Regions from separate parts of the Homo sapiens genome. Here all the other regions are linked to region 3. A link is a contact called in ENCODE Hi-C or POLR2A ChIA-PET data. All regions are on one chromosome and are shown on one strand. The core of a region is the stretch at or near the end of the contact, and the rest is flanking DNA. Distances in the headings are between cores, read along the strand shown. Region 1 holds the start of TPTEP2-CSNK1E (TPTEP2-CSNK1E readthrough). Region 2 holds the start of APOBEC3D (apolipoprotein B mRNA editing enzyme catalytic subunit 3D). Region 3 holds the start of SUN2 (Sad1 and UNC84 domain containing 2). Region 4 holds the start of APOBEC3G (apolipoprotein B mRNA editing enzyme catalytic subunit 3G).

Region 1 (2,700 bases), core at 171-2,670, 360 kb before region 3:
CCTCCTGGCAGAAACTTCCCTTTAAAAAAAGAAAAGAAAAAAAAAAAAAGCAGCAGCACTTTTGGGCTAGCATTTCAATCCTTCCTGCCCTTTAGAGTTCCCAGTTCTGCTTCCAGCTGCCTTTGGGTGTTCCACTACAATTGAGTTGTAAAGATATTCTTTAAGTGTTTATAGAACATTAAGACTTAAGAAAAATCTTTAAAATTAGAGGAGGGAAAAAAAAGCCACCTTATCGCACACATCCAGGAAACGCAGCCCCGTGCATCCCTGCTCAGGGATAAGCAGGCGCCCCAGGACTCCCGGGGACAGATTTTTGGGCACCCGAGGGAGTCACCCGGCGCACCTCGGGGTCCGCGGAGAGGCCCAGCCCCTCCCGCGGTCCCTTAGACGCGCCCTCCGCCTGGCCCGTGTGGACCGTCCCGGCCATTGTTTACGGGGGAAGCCTGTCCCGACGCATTGTTTTGGCCATTTCCAACTTCCCCCGGCCCTTCCCGGGGTATCGCGGGGGACCCTACGCCAACGTCCCCCCTCCGCCCGCGCCCCAAGGGCCGACTGGGCAAATTGGGAGACCCGCCCCGCGGGGCGACCCAACTTTTCGGAACAGCCCCCCACCGCCCACCCCCGCAGACCCCCGGACCCCCGCTCCCGGCGGAGATTCAGGGAACCCCGCACCCCAAGCCCTTCTGAATCGTGCGGCGTGAGTGTGACGGCCAAGAGCGGATGCAGCCCGGGATCGCCCGCACCTTCCCGCCAGCGGAAGCGCAGGAGCCGGCTGGGGAGGGGGCGCCCTAGAAAGAGCAGCTAGAAAGCTGAGACGGGGAACTGAGGTCATCCTGGGGGGGGACAAGACAACGAGAGCCGGGCGCCTCGGGGGCGGCGCGGGAGCCTCCGCAGGACCAGGCGGGCGCCCCGGCTGGCGCGGGCGGGGGGCGCCCCCCTTTACCTGTGGCTCCGGCCCCTCGGCCATTTCCTCGCGCGGCGGCTGCCGGGACTGAGCTGACTCCACTCGGGCCGGCCGGGTTTGAAAGAGGAGGAGCGGGCGCGGAGGGGAGGGGGCGGGGAGGGCGGAGGGAGGGAGGCCTCGCGCAGTTTTCTCGGCCTTTTGTGCGGACACCTCCCGGATTCCGCGCCCGCACCCGGCCCCCCAAAAGACACGGGGAGCCGCAAGCGAGGGGTGCAGCCATCTGCCGAGGCGCCTAGTGCCTTCGCGCCTCCAAGACCCCCAACAAAAAAGGAGCGTCCCGCACCCCCACCCCCGCCCGGAGGATTTAGGGGCCGGGCTCACCTCGGGCGCGGGGCTAAGTGCAGGCGCGGGGGGGGTCCCTAGAGCCGCCAGGGCGCGGCGCGTCCGGCGCTGGGGGACTGTTGGGTCAGAAAGTGTTCAGGGAGCAGCTGCTGCGCCCTCCCTCGGCCCGCCGCTCGGAGACGCCCCGCCCCGCCCCACCCCGCCCCCGCGCCCACGTGACTAGCATAGGCCCGCCCCCGCTCCGCCCCCCGCCACAGACTCCGCCTCCGGGACGCGAGCGAGCGGCGAGCGCGCGCACTCCCAGTTATCGCTCGGCGACTCCCGCGCACGCACGCGCCGTGCCACCCTCCCCGCGCCCCCCGCCCCATACCCCTACTCCCGCCATCCGATTTAACGTGGCGGGCGAGCGCCGCGGCGGTAGCCGTGACAGGTACCCGGCGGGGGGGGCGGGGGGGGCCGCGAGGGTGTGCGCAGGCGCAGACCCGGGTCCCGTCCCCGCCGCCCCCTCCTCTGCAAGGTGTGCCCGGGCGAGGGGAGGGGCCCGCGGCCCGAACTCCTGGGTCACCCCGAATTACAAACAAAACCTTAACGCCGTTGCTCGCGGGTTAGAAGGCAGCTGTGCGCGAAAAACACCTCAGATTTTCTTCAAGCGTGAGGAAGGTCGAGAAGATAAAGTTTTTAAATGAGTATCTTCAGAAAGCTATTTAATTGTTCTGATTTTTTTTTTTCTGAAAGGACTGGGCTTGCGCTATTCTAACTTGAGATTTCTAAACTTAGACTAGGTTCCAAGAATCTACTTGGTTTTGATAGAAATCCATTTGGAGGAAACCGGGGACAAAAAAAAACAAAAAACCGCTACCCTTTCCCCTCCTCCCTACGCACAACTCATTTAAATCGTTTCCCAACTGTTTTTTTTTTCTTACTGAAAAAAAGGACAAAAAAAATCCTGATTCCTAAGGCCTGTGATATTTCCCCATTTTAAGTAAGCCTCGAGGAACCACAGACATAACAAACATATCCACAATTTTTCTACCCCAAAATGCAAACTAATGCAAATGTGAAATGGATCTATGCAAGTCGCTACCAACAAAATAGCCAAATATTTGTTTTTTTACTGGCCTTCGGCATATCCAAAATGAAAAAACTTTAAAACACATCAAGAAAAGCATTTAAAATATCTATTTCCTAAATCAAAAGAAAGAACGCACTACAGAAACGATCCGGAGCTGGTGAGCAATGCAATCTTAATAAATAGGAAAAGGAATTTGAGAAGACAGCTCAGCAAAGGGGAAGAATTTGCCAAGTGTCATGTTTTGCTGTCATTTTATATATAACTACTAACCCCCCATATGGTCTGGTTAGTCTTTTTTAAAAAGGAAGCCAATCAATTACTCACAATTAATTAGCAGTGCCGGTAGATTCTTAGGCCAGCACTAAAAAACTAAATTGGGTGA
Region 2 (2,700 bases), core at 61-2,560, 270 kb after region 3:
TTTTTTGAGACAGAGTGTTGCTCCTCTTGTCCAGGCTGGAATGCAATGGCACAATCTGGACTCACTGCAACCTCCGCCTCCCGAGTTTAAGCGATTCTTCTGCTTCAGCCTCCCGAGTAAAAGGCATGCATCACCACACCTGGTTAATTTTGTAGTTTTAGTAGAGATGGGGTCTCACCATGTTGGCCAGACTGGTCTCGAACTCCTGACCTCAGGTGATCCGCCTGTCTCAGCCTCTCCAAGTGCTGGGATTACAGGCATCAGCCACTATGCCCGGCTGGGATCATATGTTCCACACATGTTTGTTCAATAAGCATGGACTGCAACCACCTACATGAATATTCATAGCTCCTCCTGTAGCCTGTTGAATATGTATGTTTAGCCAACCTCTTCAGCATAAAGCTCCTGCCCAAACCCCTCCTGCTCCTAAATGTCTGTCTCTGGTGTTAACCAGAGGCTGCTCTTCCCAGGCTGCTGGATGGCTACCTTGCAGGCTGTCACCCTTAACAAGAAATAAAGTGTCCTTTGCAAATGCATCCCTTGTGTAATTTGTAGGTCACCGCGCCATGGGAACACGCTACCATGGGAAGGGAGCTGTGAGACGCGCAGGGAGGCTCCAGACAGGCTGGCCTGGGACACCAGCCGCTGCCCTTCCATAACATGGGGACAAGAGAGGGCAAAAGTTCAGCCCAACACGGAGGATCTTCGGGCAGGAGATGGGGAAGAAGGAGAAGCAGGAAGGAAAGAGCTCAGTGTGGGGGCGCGCATGGCATCCCGGTGGGACATCTGAGGCCCACACCCACCTGCTGTCCCTCCCTCCCACGGTGGCCACCGAGGGTGAAGGCCTGGGGGGAGGCAGACGCCTGGCCCTTTACTCTCCCTCCCTGTCCCCATGGCCGCTGGGTGGGGGCCGTCTCTGGGATGATCCCCGAGGGCAGGATCCGGGAGTCCCTGCAGAGGCATCAGCCTGTCTGTCTTGATGGTGGAGTGGCGGCTCCAGCTGGGCGGGACCACCAGGGGAGGGGCTTGTGCTCTGCTGGCTCAGCCTGGTGTGGACCCACCTCCCGGGCGCTGGCTGCAATGACTTTCTCTTTCCCTTTGCAATTGCCTTGGGTCCTGCCGCACAGAGCGGCCTGTCTTTATCAGAGGTCCCTCTGCCAGGGGGAGGGCCCCAGAGAAAACCAGAAAGAGGGTGAGAGACTGAGGAAGATAAAGCGTCCCAGGGCCTCCTACACCAGCGCCTGAGCAGGAAGGGGGAGGGGCCATGACTACGAGGCCCTGGGAGGTCACTTTTTTTTTTTTTTTTTTTGAGAGGAAGCCTCGCTCTCTCACCCAGGCTGGAGTGCAGTGGCAGGAACTTGGCTCACTGCAACCTCCGCTTCCCAGGTTCAAGTGATTCTCCTGCCTCAGCCTCCAGAGTAGCTGGGATTACAGGCGCACGTCACCACACCTGGCTAATTTTTGTATTTTTAGTAGAGACGGGGTTTCTCCATGTTGGTCAGGCTGGTCTCGAACTCCTGACCTCGTGATCCGCCCGCCTCGGCCTCCCAAAGTGCTGGGATTACAGGCGTGAGCCACCGTGCCCGGCCGGGAGGTCACTTTAAGGAGGGCTGTCCAACTGCAAGGAGCCGCAAGCAGGAAGTGAAACCACAGCACTTCAAAAAAAGAGGGAGACTGGGACAAGCGTATCTAAGAGGCTGAACATGAATCCACAGATCAGGTACCGCTGCCCACTATGTCCGCAGGGCCCCTCCGGCCCCTTCCTTCTGGTGGTCCTGCTGGGCCTCAGCCCTGGCCTCCCCCTGCCCCAGCCCCAGCCCTGGACTTCCTTCCCTCTGGCTTCCCTGCCGCCCCCACTCCCAGCCAGACTCCTTGCCCTGCTGTGTGGTCGCCCCACTGCTGCTTCTGAATGGGCCACCTTCCCCACCTGCCACAGTCCAGGCCCCCTCCTGAGACTCTTCCCTGAAAGTCATGGCCAGGCCGGTGCTCCCTGCCCTGAGAGGGTGCTCCCTCTGTGTGCTTCCCACCATTCCTGAGCTCAGGAACTGGGAGAATTGAACCAAAGGATGACTGGGGCAATCAGGCATTTTGTTCTCAGTGCTTTGATGAACTTTCTGTAAGATTTACTTTGTTTAAATACAAAGTCTTAGGAGAGGGTGTGGGGAGGGAATGGTCTCTGAAGCACAAGATAAATCACATCGTCCAAGGATGACTCCACAGTCAGCAGATGTCCCCAGACAGGTTCCACTCCAAGGTCACTCTTCATCTTTTAGAACATGACCAGTAACATGGAATGTGAGAAAGAACGCGATGATCAGGAGAAATGCTCTTATTTTAAATTTAGTGAAAAGAGAGCCCAGTCCCCAACAGCTTTCTCCTGCAGGGCCCGTGATGCAGAGGCTGCACAGGGCTGGCCTGGAAAGGGGCCCCTGCTCCAACTGTCCCCAGCTCTGTGGCCTGGGCAGGTTACCCCACCTCTCTGTGCCTCTGACCCCTCCTCTGTAAGATGGGAATGGTCCCTGCAGGCCTAGGGCAGCCTCACATGAGCCCACCCCCACGCAGCACTTAGAAGAGAGGCCTGGGCCTCAGAATTCGGTTCTACCATGATTTTAAAATAATGTTAACACGCAGAGTGAAACATCAGGAAGGAATTGAGCTGAAAGGTTAAAAGCTATCTTTTAAGGGTGAAGAGTTTTATTC
Region 3 (2,782 bases), core at 280-2,779:
ATCTTCCCAGGTCAGACGCCCATCTGGCATCCCCTCTACTTTTAGCTGGTGTTGGAAAAGGGACCGATTGGTAGTAGGAAAAGCAGGAAGTTGGCCTGGGTCCTTGTCTCTATTCCTGTCCTTATAAGGTAATCTCCCCTCCCCCCTCCCTGCCCCGCCCGTACGGTCCCTACCTGAAGGCTCCAGCTGCCCACACAGGGACTCCTCTTAGCCTCTGTCCTGCTGAAGGAGGTGACACCTTTGCCCAGGGCAGAAACAAGGCAACATGTTTATACCATACCCAAGCTGCCGCTGGGAAGAACTAAATATTCTGATGGAGGTTGAGCGGGGAGTGCTGAAAACTGTCAGCACCCGCCTCCGCCCTCCCAGAACTCCCAGAGATGCCTCTCAGTCTTTCCTGCGGCATCCTGGCATCACAAAACAGTTTACCATTGAGTCTGGGTTTCACAAGATGAAAAAGGTCGAGGCCCCATTCTCCAAAACAAGAAGTGAGCCTCTGGGAGCTGAAATCTACTACTGCGAATCATAATAGACACCACCCCCGCCCCACCTCCTCCCTAACAATCAGTTAGGAAACGCTCATCGGAAAGCATCCTTCCCCACTTCTCAGCTGGGCGACTTCCTTTCTCAATTCCGCCCTTCCCCATCACAAACATCTCCATCCATCTTCAGACTTAAACCAGATCTGGGGCATCTTCCTCGTGACATTTCCACTCCCTGGGCACAGCCAGGCCACACGCCCTTGTGGGACCTGCCAAACGCCCGGTGCTAACTCCCTCTGCCCTCATTCCCACAGGCCAAACCTGCAGAAATTGTCACCAAAGGCGCGCCTCCTGGCTCTCTAAGTCACACCGCGCCCCCCATTGCTTTGTTTTGTTTTGTTTTAGAACTGAACAAAACGGGCCTTCCTCTGAGGCCCTGAGTTCTGACAGGCAGAGGCTGGGAACTGCCTGTCCCTGGAAACGGCCTGTCTGGCACAAAACCCGTAGGCGCTGCCCGGGGCCGGGTTGGGGCAGTCGGCCTTTGCCCTCCTCCTCCCGGGAGGCTGCCCGGGAAGTCCCGCCCGCAGACACCGCCCTCCCGGCTGACCAGTGGCGCGGCAGGCGGGGCGGGGGCCAGGAGGTGAGTCAGGGCGCGGGCCGCGGACCCGGGTGGAGGCTGGATCCGGCCCAGCACGTCCCGGAGAGGAGGAAGCAGGCCTGGCGGCGCGGCCCCGCCCGAGTGGCCCGACGGTGACCCGGGGTCAGGCCGGGCCGCGGCCCCCCAACCCTCTCCTGAGCTCGCCCGCACTCACCTGCTGCCGCGGCGGCTTCTAGCCCGGCCGGGGGCGTCCGAGGCCAGGCCGCCGCCGGGGCGCGCCCCCTTTCCGCGTGGGGATCCCGCGGGCGGCGCTCCGCTCAGGGCGACACAGCGGCCGGGCCCGGGGCGCGCGGGCACGCGAAGAGCGGCGACGCGGGACAAGGCGGGCGGGCGGACAATGCGGCCGGCGGAGGCCCGCGCTGCGCGAGTGGGGCCGGGCGGCGCGCGTGTGGCCGACTCTGTATGTGTGCGCCTGTCAGTCAACGCTGACAGGCCGCAGCCCATTGGTCAGGCCCCGCCGGCCGTCACCGCCCACCGCCGCCACCCATTGGCCGGTTTGAACACAAAGCCCCGGCTCGCCCCGCCCTCGCGTGGGCCCCGCTGCCCTGCGCGCTCAGCCTAGGAGTCCGCGCGTGGGAGGCGCTGGGCGGGCGGGGACCCCGGGCTGCGGGAGGACGCGACGGGAGCCTGTGCTGGGGCTCGGGCTCAGCAGGGCACTGGACTCCCGATCTGGCGGCTCAGAACACCTGAGACAGCTCTGAGCGCTCCCACGCGCGCCTGCAGCCTGGTTCACCAGGCCGGCGTCCGAGGGGAGGGTGGGAGCCCTGGGAGCGGCAGCGCGCGGGTGGCCCTTGGTGCACTCTCGGTGAGGCTGTCGAGGGCTTGCTCAACACCCGGCACCAGTGCCGTTGTCCTCTTAGCCGGCCATTTCTACACCCATTTTTCAGACAAGGAAACAGGTTGCTAATTTGGGGATTCCAGACATGCTGGGAGGCCCTGCCTCTTCCCAAGCTTTACCCAGAGCACCCAAGTTTCACGACAGCTCTTCTATTTTTTGTTTGTTTTAAACAGATTTTCTATTTTATTTAAATAGAGACGAGATCTCACTATGTTTGCCTAGGCTGGTCACGAACTCCTGAGCTCCAGTGATTCTCCCGCCTCGGCTTCCCAAAGTACTAGGATTACAGGTATGAGCCACCGCGCCCGGCCAGCTCTTCTGTTTTAAGGACGGTGCTTGCTGCACTTGAGCTGTGGGAAGGCAGGGCTGGCCACTCATTCTTCTACCTTACTCAGACTTGGAACGAGTGCTCAGCGTTTGAGTAAAATGCTGCCTGACTCCGGGGGTCCTGTTCCTTGGCTCCCCATCCGCCAACTGTACAGATAGAGCAGGTGCACAGCTTGGGATGAATCTCTTTCTGTGCCAGCCCTTCTAAGGGCAGATGAACAGTCGTTATTTTACTTTTAAAGTACCAAGAGGAAACGAGACAAGAATGACAAAATCACCGAGGCAGGAACAGGAAGGCTGTGGGGTCGGAGGATTGAGGAAAGGCAAAACCCTCATGCTAAAGCGGCTTCAGCCCAACTCCAGACAAGAACAGTCCCCTTTCCTGGGCCTCCATTGCCTGCTCTGGAAAGAGAAGAGTCTCCTGCTCTTCCACCCTCCTGGAGACCACGGTGCTGGCCATTATCACTCCTAGGTTTA
Region 4 (2,700 bases), core at 1-2,500, 320 kb after region 3:
TTAAGGTTGGTTAATCAGTTAAGGGAGAAACTGGCTGTTTCACTTCTTTTGTGTTTTTTTGGCTGTTCCAGACTTCTTGGCTGCTGCAGGCCATCTGGATGTATATGTGCAGTTCACAGGGGTCACAATGGCTTAGCTCTGGCTCAGCGGCCTGACACTGACCTCAGATGATCCACCTGCCTCGGCCTCCCAAAATGCTGGGATTACAGGTGTGAGCCACTGTGCCCGCCTGGGATCATATGTTACACGCATGTTTGTTCAATAAGCATGGAGTGCAGCCACCCACATGAATATTCATAGCTCCTCCTGTAGCCTGTTCAATATGTATGTTTAGCTAACCCCTTCAGCATAAAGCTCCTGCCCCAACCCCTCCTGCTTCTAAATGTCTGTCTCTGGTGTTAACCAGAGGCTGCTCTTCCCAGGCTGCTGGATGGCTACCTTGCAGGCTGTCACCCTTAACAAGAAATAAAGTGTCATTTGCAAATGCATCCCTTGTGTAATTTGTAGGTCACCACGCCATGGGAACACGCTACCAGGGGAAGGGAGCTGTGAGACGCGCAGGGAGGCTCCAGACAGGCTGGCCTGGGACACCAGCCGCTGCCCTTCCATAACATGGGGACAAGAGAGGGCAAAAGTTCAGCCCACCACGGAGGATCTCCGGGCAGGAGATGGGGAAGAAGGAGAAGCAGGAAGGAAAGAGCTCAGTGTGGGGGCGCGCATGGCATCCCGGTGGGACATCTGAGGCCCACACCCACCTGCTGTCCCTCCCTCCCACGGTGGCCTCCGAGGGTGACGGCCTGGGGGGAGGCAGACGCCTGGCCATTTACTCTCCCTCCCTGTCCCCATGGCCGCTGGGTGGGGGCCGTCTCTGGGATGATCCCCGAGGGCAGGATCCGGGAGTCCCTGCGGAGGCATCAGCCTGTCTGTCTTGATGGTGGAGAGGAGGCTCCAGCTGGGCGGGACCACCAGGGGAGGGGCTTGTGCTCTGCTGGCTCAGCCTGGTGTGGACCCACCTCCCGGGCGCTGGCTGCAATGACTTTCTCTTTCCCTTTGCAATTGCCTTGGGTCCTGCCGCACAGAGCGGCCTGTCTTTATCAGAGGTCCCTCTGCCAGGGGGAGGGCCCCAGAGAAAACCAGAAAGAGGGTGAGAGACTGAGGAAGATAAAGCGTCCCAGGGCCTCCTACACCAGCGCCTGAGCAGGAAGCGGGAGGGGCCATGACTACGAGGCCCTGGGAGGTCACTTTAGGGAGGGCTGTCCTAAAACCAGAAGCTTGGAGCAGAAAGTGAAACCCTGGTGCTCCAGACAAAGATCTTAGTCGGGACTAGCCGGCCAAGGATGAAGCCTCACTTCAGGTACCGCTGCCCGCTCTACCCACTGGGCCCCTCTGCTGCCCCTTCTTGCCTGGTGGCTCTGCTGGGCGTCAGCCCTGGCCTTCCCCTGCCCCAGCCCCAGCCCTGGGCTCCCTCCCCTCTGACTCCCCTGCACCCCCTACTCCCAGCCAGGCTCCTTGCCCTGCTGTGTTGTCGCCCCACTGCTGCTTCTGAATGGGCCGCCTCCCCCATCTGTCCCAGCCCAGGTCCCCTGCTGAGACTCTCCCCTGAAAGTCATGGCTGGGGTGGTGCTCCCGGCCCTGGGAGGGTGCTCCCTCTGTGTGCTTCCCGCCATTCCTGAACTCTGGAACTGGGAGAATTGAACCAAAGGATGAGTAGAGCAAGGTGGAATTTTGTTCACAGGGCTTTGATGGATTTTCTGTAAGATTTACTTTGCTTAAATACCAAGTCTTAGGAGAGGGTGTGGGGAGGGAATGGTCTCTGAAGCACAGGATAAATCATGTCTTCCAAGGATGTCTCCACTGTGGGCAGAGGAGGATGCAGATGACCCCAAACACACGCTCCTCCTCCACTATCAGCATTCACTGTTTATAAATGACACCAGTAACATGGAATATAGTGGCCGGGTGCGGTGGCTCACACCTGTCATCCCAGCACTTTGGGAGGCTGAGGTGGGCGGATCGCCTGCGGTCAGGAGTTCAAGACCAGCCTGACCAGCATGGATAAACCCTGTCTCTACTAAAAATGCAAAATTAGCTGGGTGTGGTGGCGGGCGCCTGTAATCGCAGCTACTTGGGAGTCTGAGACAGGAGAATCCATTGAACCCAGGAGGCGGAGTTTGCAGTGAGCTGAGGTCGCCCCATTGCACTCCAGCCTGGGCAACAAGAGCAAAACTTCGTCTTGAAAGAAAAAAAAACAAAAACAAAAGAAAAAACATGGAATATATGGGAAAAAAACTCAATGATCAGGAGGAATGTTGTTATTTTAAAATTTAGTAAGAAGAGAGCCCGGTCCCCAATGGCTGCCTCCTGCAGGGCCAGTGATACAGAGACTGGACAGGGCTGGCCTGGAAAGGGGCCCCCACTCCATTTGTCCCCAGCTCTGTGGCCTGGGCAGGTTACCCCGCCTCTCTGCGCGTCTGGCCCCTCCTCTGTAAGACGGGAATGGCCCCTGCCAGCCTAGGGCAGCCTCACATGAGCTCACCCCCGCGCAGCACTTAGAAGACTGGCCTGGGCCTCAGAATTCGGTTCTACCATGATTTAACAATAATAATATACAGAGGTGAAATGTCAGGAAGGAACTGAGCTGAAAGGTTAAAAGCTGTTATTTTGGGGTGAAGAGTTTTATTCTGTCTCTCTCTCTCTTTT

The links. Hi-C counts contacts between places; a loop is a spot of excess contacts on that map. ChIA-PET counts read pairs that join two places held with the same protein, here RNA polymerase II (POLR2A). Pooled maps may share reads with other maps.
Region 1: a loop to region 3 is called in a pooled map, with 9 times the contacts of the local background. The contact joins the promoter of TPTEP2-CSNK1E here to the promoter of SUN2 in region 3. A Hi-C loop is called at or near these places in 3 of 37 single-sample maps with no recorded cell type and 7 of 50 pooled maps. POLR2A ChIA-PET finds 5 or more read pairs at or near these places in 1 of 52 experiments (activated T-cell).
Region 2: a pooled map shows a loop between it and region 3 (4-fold over the local background). The contact joins the promoter of APOBEC3D here to the promoter of SUN2 in region 3. A Hi-C loop is called at or near these places in 3 of 37 single-sample maps with no recorded cell type and 4 of 50 pooled maps. POLR2A ChIA-PET finds 5 or more read pairs at or near these places in 3 of 52 experiments (Panc1, WTC11 and activated CD8-positive, alpha-beta memory T cell).
Region 4: a loop to region 3 is called in a pooled map, with 5 times the contacts of the local background. The contact joins the promoter of APOBEC3G here to the promoter of SUN2 in region 3. A Hi-C loop is called at or near these places in 4 of 37 single-sample maps with no recorded cell type and 3 of 50 pooled maps. POLR2A ChIA-PET finds 5 or more read pairs at or near these places in 5 of 52 experiments (H1, PC-9, WTC11 and 2 more).

What each region holds. Positions count from the first base shown.
Region 1 is chr22:38,397,495-38,400,194 of GRCh38, forward strand. It overlaps TPTEP2-CSNK1E (TPTEP2-CSNK1E readthrough), which reads right to left and starts at 1,421. Exons shown (of 15, transcript NM_001289912.2): 1 at 944-1,421. It also overlaps the pseudogene TPTEP2. RefSeq lists an enhancer at 150-933 and a silencer at 1,199-1,478.
Region 2 is chr22:39,019,817-39,022,516 of GRCh38, forward strand. APOBEC3D (apolipoprotein B mRNA editing enzyme catalytic subunit 3D) reads left to right here and starts at 1,311. Exons shown (of 7, transcript NM_152426.4): 1 at 1,311-1,720. The coding sequence starts at 1,704. It overlaps APOBEC3C (apolipoprotein B mRNA editing enzyme catalytic subunit 3C), which reads left to right. Exons shown (of 4, transcript NM_014508.3): 4 at 1-536. RefSeq lists enhancers at 73-913, 665-1,174, 914-1,752, 1,753-2,592.
Region 3 is chr22:38,754,469-38,757,250 of GRCh38, forward strand. It overlaps SUN2 (Sad1 and UNC84 domain containing 2), which reads right to left and starts at 1,530. Exons shown (of 18, transcript NM_015374.3): 1 at 1,295-1,530. RefSeq lists enhancers at 344-413, 2,672-2,782 and silencers at 904-1,253, 1,364-1,913.
Region 4 is chr22:39,076,025-39,078,724 of GRCh38, forward strand. It overlaps APOBEC3G (apolipoprotein B mRNA editing enzyme catalytic subunit 3G), which reads left to right and starts at 1,251. Exons shown (of 8, transcript NM_021822.4): 1 at 1,251-1,354. The coding sequence starts at 1,338. RefSeq lists enhancers at 1,005-1,054, 1,065-1,144.